Linked DNA regions of Homo sapiens: region 1 is linked to region 2. A link is a loop called in an ENCODE intact Hi-C map of the cell type or tissue named here. Cell type or tissue: MCF 10A. All regions are shown on one strand. Links, peaks and the distances in the headings refer to the core of each region. The heading gives the core; the rest is flanking DNA.

What was found. Peaks named below come from ENCODE experiments on the same cell type or tissue, not always from the same donor. Only the 100,000 strongest peaks of a DNase experiment are listed, where the experiment ranks them.
Region 1: a loop joins it to region 2, with 4 times the contacts of the local background. A loop is called at or near these places in 6 of 110 quality-filtered maps.

What each region holds. Positions count from the first base shown.
Region 1 is chr5:57,382,178-57,385,098 of GRCh38, forward strand. No RefSeq gene overlaps it. Among named protein-coding and RNA genes, the nearest start is that of RMEL3, 11 kb to the right of the region's middle. In MCF 10A, for the core only: a CTCF peak has its summit at 1,169 (motif pointing right); a DNase peak (open chromatin) is centred at 1,284.
Region 2 is chr5:57,493,228-57,496,148 of GRCh38, forward strand. It overlaps RMEL3 (enriched in melanoma 3), which reads left to right. Exons shown (of 4, transcript NR_186596.1): 2 at 848-998. Among named protein-coding and RNA genes, the nearest start is that of ACTBL2, 12 kb to the left of the region's middle. RefSeq lists enhancers at 1,067-2,266, 1,665-1,724. In MCF 10A, for the core only: no CTCF peak of the experiment used is centred there; a DNase peak (open chromatin) is centred at 1,634.

The sequences.
Region 1 (2,921 bases), core at 144-2,643, 110 kb before region 2:
AGGCAGTGCCATGATCCCCCCAAAAGTTCTAGGAAAGTGGCCTTACTTATCTCTTCCAGTTTTTGGTGGCTGCAGGTTTTCCATGGCTTGTAGCAGCATTACTCCAATCTCTACCTCTGTCCTCTGGCATTCTTTTCATGTTTCTGCGTCTTGTCTCATGCAAGGGCACTTTTATTGGATTTAGGGCCTGCCTTACTTTAGTATGACAGTATGATCATAAGTTCCTTTCAATCCTTACCTTAATTACATCTACAAAGACCCTATTCCCAAATACGGTCATATTCTGAGGTTCCAGGTGGACACAAATTTTTAGGAGACATGATTCACACACTACAGGAGGGCAAACCCAAACAGGCAAACACATTATGTCTGCTCACATCTCATGGGCAAAACCAAGTCACATCAATTGGTAATTATCTTCTGTCTCTAGTGTGAGGGGCTGTAAAGTCACATGGAACAGGCCTGGATACACAGGGTGGGAAAGAAATGGGGCCAACAATCCAACCTACTACAAAAGCCTAGTTTGCTGTGAACCCAGAAGAGGAGATGGTTGGTGGTTCTGCAGTGCTTCCTAGCCCTCCAGACTCTCATCTGCATAAATGGGTTTGCTGAGAAGTCCGTGCCTCATGGAGTTACAGTAATGATTCAGTGTTAATACATGCAAGCTGCTTAGCACAGTATGTGGCACACAGTAAGCACAGAATTAATGTTAACTACTATGATCCTTATGAACCCACTGTCCTTTCTCTACCATCCACTTCACCACTCTCTGTTATTCCTTATGCTTTCCCCCCTTCTCCTGGTTTTCAACACATGTAATTTCCATTTTGCATAATTCACATAAACGAGCAAAGAAATTCTCCTGTTGAAGAGTCTTGTTATACTAGAATTTGGAAAAAGGGGGTCCCAATTATAGGGTGAGATAACTATTTAGGACATTAACTATTAAGATAGTGGATAGTTGTGGGCAATAAGCAAGCTAAACTAGTGCTTTGATCTCCTGAAAGGGAACTTGCTGTAGGTTGAGGGATTTCTGTGGCTTTCATCAAAGGAGTGAGAATCATGCTGGGCCATTACCTTTGCAGAGTGGAAATGATCCAGCTCAGTTTTGAAGCAAAAGCTGATCAGATAAGGGCAAGAGAGCAAAGGATGCTGCATCATCACCCAGGCTGGCCTCTTGGCCAGCAGGCGGAGAGATAAGAACGTTGCTCTGGGGAACGAGTTCCCCAGCAGTAACTGCAGTCTCTGTTTGGAATATGAGTTGTTCCATGCTAATGAGTCACATTTCATCATTTCCGGGAGTTGATGCCCCAGAAGGGACTGTTGTCACATAAAACCTTTTTATAAAAACTGTTTATTTGGTGGAGTCTTTATGTTTAGCTTTTGCACCAAAATAATTTCTAAGTGATGATTCATTTCCAACCTACATGACATGCATAGACGCAGCTAATGCAAAATAGTGTTGATGCACGTTTTTTACATTTTTTTTTCAATTTAAAGAACCGTTGTACAGTTTTTGCTAAGGTCTCAGGATTTCTTGAGATTCCTGTGGACACAGTGCTGCAGAGCTGCACCCGAGGCAGGATCTGATGGGAAAGAGTGCTGACCTGTTAAGGGCTGGATGATCGTTCTGGATGGAATGTGCAGGAAGCTCTAACACTGAAAATGGACTTAGGGACTGTCTTTGCCTCTGTTGGCTGTTAATGATCTTTGCAATCCCGAGAATTTTAGAAAAGAGAGCAATAATTTCTACTAGCTGTATGGTTACTAATTTCTAATCATCTAAATATAACCTTTTATATTAAAATAGGTGTGATTACAGGCACAGAAAACCAAACACCACGTTCTCACTTCTTTTTTTTTAAATTTTATTATTATTATACTTTAAGTTTTAGGGTACATGTGCACAATGTGCAGGTTTGTTACATATGTATACATGTGCCATGTTGGTGCGCTGCACCCACTAACTCGTCATTTAGCATCTCCTAATGCTATCCCTCCCCCCTCCCCCCACCTCACAACAGTCCCCGGTGTGTGATGTTCCCCTCCCTGTGTCCATGTGTTCTCATTGTTCAAGTCCCACTTATGAGTGCACATGTTCTCACTTCTAAATGGGAGTTGAGCAATGAGAACACATGGACACAGGGACAGGAACAACACACACTGGGCCTCTTTGAGGGCGGAGTCGGGGGGCATCAGGATAAATATTTAATGCACGTGGAGCTTAATACCTGGGTGATGGGTTGATAGGTGCAGCAAACCACCATTGCACATGTTCATCTATGTAACAAACCTGCATGTCCCGCACATGTATCCTGGAATGAAATAAAATAAAATAAAATGAAAAAAATTAAATAGGTGTGATTAGCAAGATGAATTCCCCTGTGAAGCCTGGAGCAGGCTTCACTTTTTTCAACACACATCTGTGCCTCAACAACATCAGACAAGGTGTGGGGGCTCACGCCTGTAATCCCAGTACTGTGGGTGGCTGTTGCAGGAGGATCACTTGAGGCCAGGAGTTGGAGACCAGCCTGGGAAACATAGCAAAACCCTGCCTCTACAAAAAATAAAAAATTAGCCAGGCATGATGGTGTACGCTTGTAGTTCTAGCTTCTTGGAAGGCTGAGGCAGTAGGATTCCTTGAGCCCAGGAGTTCAAGGTTATAGTTATCTATTATTGTGCCACTGCACTCCAGTTTGGGTGACAGAGCAAGACCCTGTCTTAAAAAATGTCTTCTGGCCAAGAGAAGTGAGTATGGGTCAGCAAACATGAAGTTCTTGCCCAGAGATCGAGAGATGCTGTTGGCCTTTGCAGGGGGAATGGCCCTGCCCAGCAGAGGGTAGAGCTGTAAGGGACCCTGCCAGGAGATTTTGCCCATGGGTCACTTGAAGAGTGAGGAGTCACCCTTCTCTCATTGACCA
Region 2 (2,921 bases), core at 250-2,749:
TCCTGGCAGGTATCCTAATGGGTACTGAGCCAACCCCATGTATTGGGTAGGAATCTATTGTTAGCACAAGAAAAGGAAGCTTGGGATGGCTAAAGTGAGGTAGACAATTGGTGAAAGACACTGAAGCAAATATCTAGTGTTTGACTTGAGTGGTTTGAGTTCTGTAAACCAGGCAGAGGCTCATTCTATTGTGTCAGGTGTGGCAACATTCTCTATGGAAGCTAAATTGTTTTTTGGGATTCATTGATTTAGGCAGTGTCTAGATGTGAAGAGACAAGACAGGAGATGTCTCTTACCTATCTAGATGTAGTGCTTTTTTACTCCTGGGGTTTGGAGGTATGGGATGTTCTGTGTGCTCCTATGATGCTCCACACTGACTTGATGCCCACTGGAGTTGTGTGGAGATGCTGAGCACATCCCCGGAATGGGCTGGGAGATGATATGAAGGCTTCGCATAAGTGACCCTGACATCTGAAGCAGGCTCTTCTGCATAATCAGTGATGCTTATAGGCAGAAACTAGATACCTGTAACTAGATATCTGTGGGCCATTGGATGTCAGGAAAGGTTATTAGCATATTCTGAAGCACCTGTTCTGGCCATTTCTTACTGGCTTGAAAGTCATTGCCCTGTCCAACAAGGCTACGTTGTATACCTTGCAATTTGTTTCAGTTTAGAGCACAGGCATTTGTTTATGTAGTTAGAATTTTAAACACTGATGGAATAGTTTCTAATTTGTGCCTGAGAGTTTACACATAATCTGCGAGCATACAAAAATTTGCAATTCTATGTGGATGATGGTTTAAACATCAGCAGGGAAAAGTAATATGCTTTTATTGTATATTTTAGAATGCTGATTGAATTGGCTTCTCACTGTATTTGTCAAGGCTGGAACAGACGATGGCACTGCAGAATCTTATGTGCACAGAAGAAATCTACAGACATTCAATGAGGGGAGGATTTCGTTCCATCAGATGGGCTTCCTGACATAATTGCAAAGGTAGCATGGAATAGAGAAAAGAACATTGGAGTGGTTCCAGAATTCTAGGTGGTTTCAGATTTTTTACTAATTACTCAGGTGGCTTTGGGCAAGCCACTTAGCTTCATAGACTTCTGTTTCCTCATCTGTAAAATGAAGTGAGGAGACTTCTTGTTAAGTTTGGCAGATTAAACACTTGGGTTTATCTACATGTTCTCTCCAAACACCACTAAACTTTGCAGTAAGGAAATAAAAAGACATTAAAAACAATGATAAAGAGAGCAGGACAATAACAATAACAGCAATAACATTTTTAAAGCAAGAGAGAGGTGAACCAGTGGTAACTCAGCCCTGAGGAAACAGAGCCTCCATGGGAGTGGGGGAGGCCCAGAAGCAAAAGTGGTCTTACTAGAGTCCCAGAAAGACTCAGTAATGGAAACCTAGGAACTTCCAAAAGTGGGGACAAATTAGGGTCAGAAACAGGGAAATAGGCTGAAGATACGGATAAAAAAGCAAATTCATCAGAGAACTCCTCCCCAACCCTGCCCCTTATCTCTGAAGCTTTAGCTGGGAAAGCCGGGCTGACTCACTTCTGGTGAATGTGGTCTGCTCTCCTCCTGTAGGCAAAGCCCAGGCTCTTACATTGTGGCTGGGCAGGGTTCCAAGAGGGCTAGTCGAGGCATGCAAAGACTTTTGAGGCCTAGGCTTGGAACTGACACAGTGTCTCTTCTATGCATTCAGTTGGGCAAAGCAAGTCACAAGTGTAGCTCAGATTCAAGAGCTGGGGAGGGATAGGGTCTACCTCTTGATGGACAGGGCTGCAAAGTCACATTGCAAAGGAACGTGGCTACAGGGAAAGAAAGAGTTGTGGCCAGTTTTGGAAACAAGCTTAAGGCACAATAAGGATGAGATTCCTGAAAAATTCAGTTTTCAAACTTGCACACAAAAAGTAAGGCCATGTGCAAAAAAAGATTGAGGTAGAAAATTCACAACTTATGCAAAGCACTAGTAAAGACAATAATTGATACTCAGGAAATTAACTTGTACTATTGAGGCAGGCTGCGTGTGGCTGGGGCCTGTTACAATTGTTGTGAAGTCAGAGGAATAATTGAGAGAGAATGTTAGTAACACATACACAAGAGCAGAGCTGGTAGGAACTCCGACAATGCAGTAGAAGTGGCCTTCTCAGTCAGTGTGGCTGCCCTGAAGGTGCCACAGAGACAATACCACCTGCCAGGAGTCAAGAGTCCCACAGGTGTGGGGTGTAGCCGCTTCGAGGGTGAAGCCCAGGTTTAAGTACTTGTTTTTAATTTTCAAACCACAGGCAAACGGTTTCTATTGCCAGAGCAGCAACCATTAAAAACTTTTTCCTTTCCTACCGAAGGTTATACTTCTGCTCCACATCCTGTTTTCTTGAGCAGAGGAAGTATTGCATATAAATTAATTCTGCATTATACTGACATAATTTTTCTATTTACCAACTGCGTAGGAGCTAATTTGTATTATAAAACCACATCTGTTGTAAAATAGACTCCACAGAGGAATTATGTAAAAGTCTACATAGTGCATAGAGAGGTCCTCAGCCTCCTTTCCCAACCTGCCTTCAAGAACATGCTGGCAGCCAGGCTTTTATCCCTTAGGCAAGAGGGTGGATGAGCCTAATTGGAAAGGCATACAGATATCAACTTTAGGGATCCCTCAATCAAAAGCCCAGCCAAATCATCCTACAGAGCAGCCTGTCTCCTTAAGGCACAGAGCTTCCAGTCAGCTTTTTATTGCCTTGCTTTTAAAGGTTAAGGGACAGCCAGGGACATCAGCTATTTGACAAAAGCTTCTAATTTGAAAGACACAATCAACAGAAACAATGGGAACAAAAGGAACAGAAAGGAGGTAGGGACAATGTAAGGAATAGAAACAAAGAAAAAGCTAACAAAGGCAAAACTA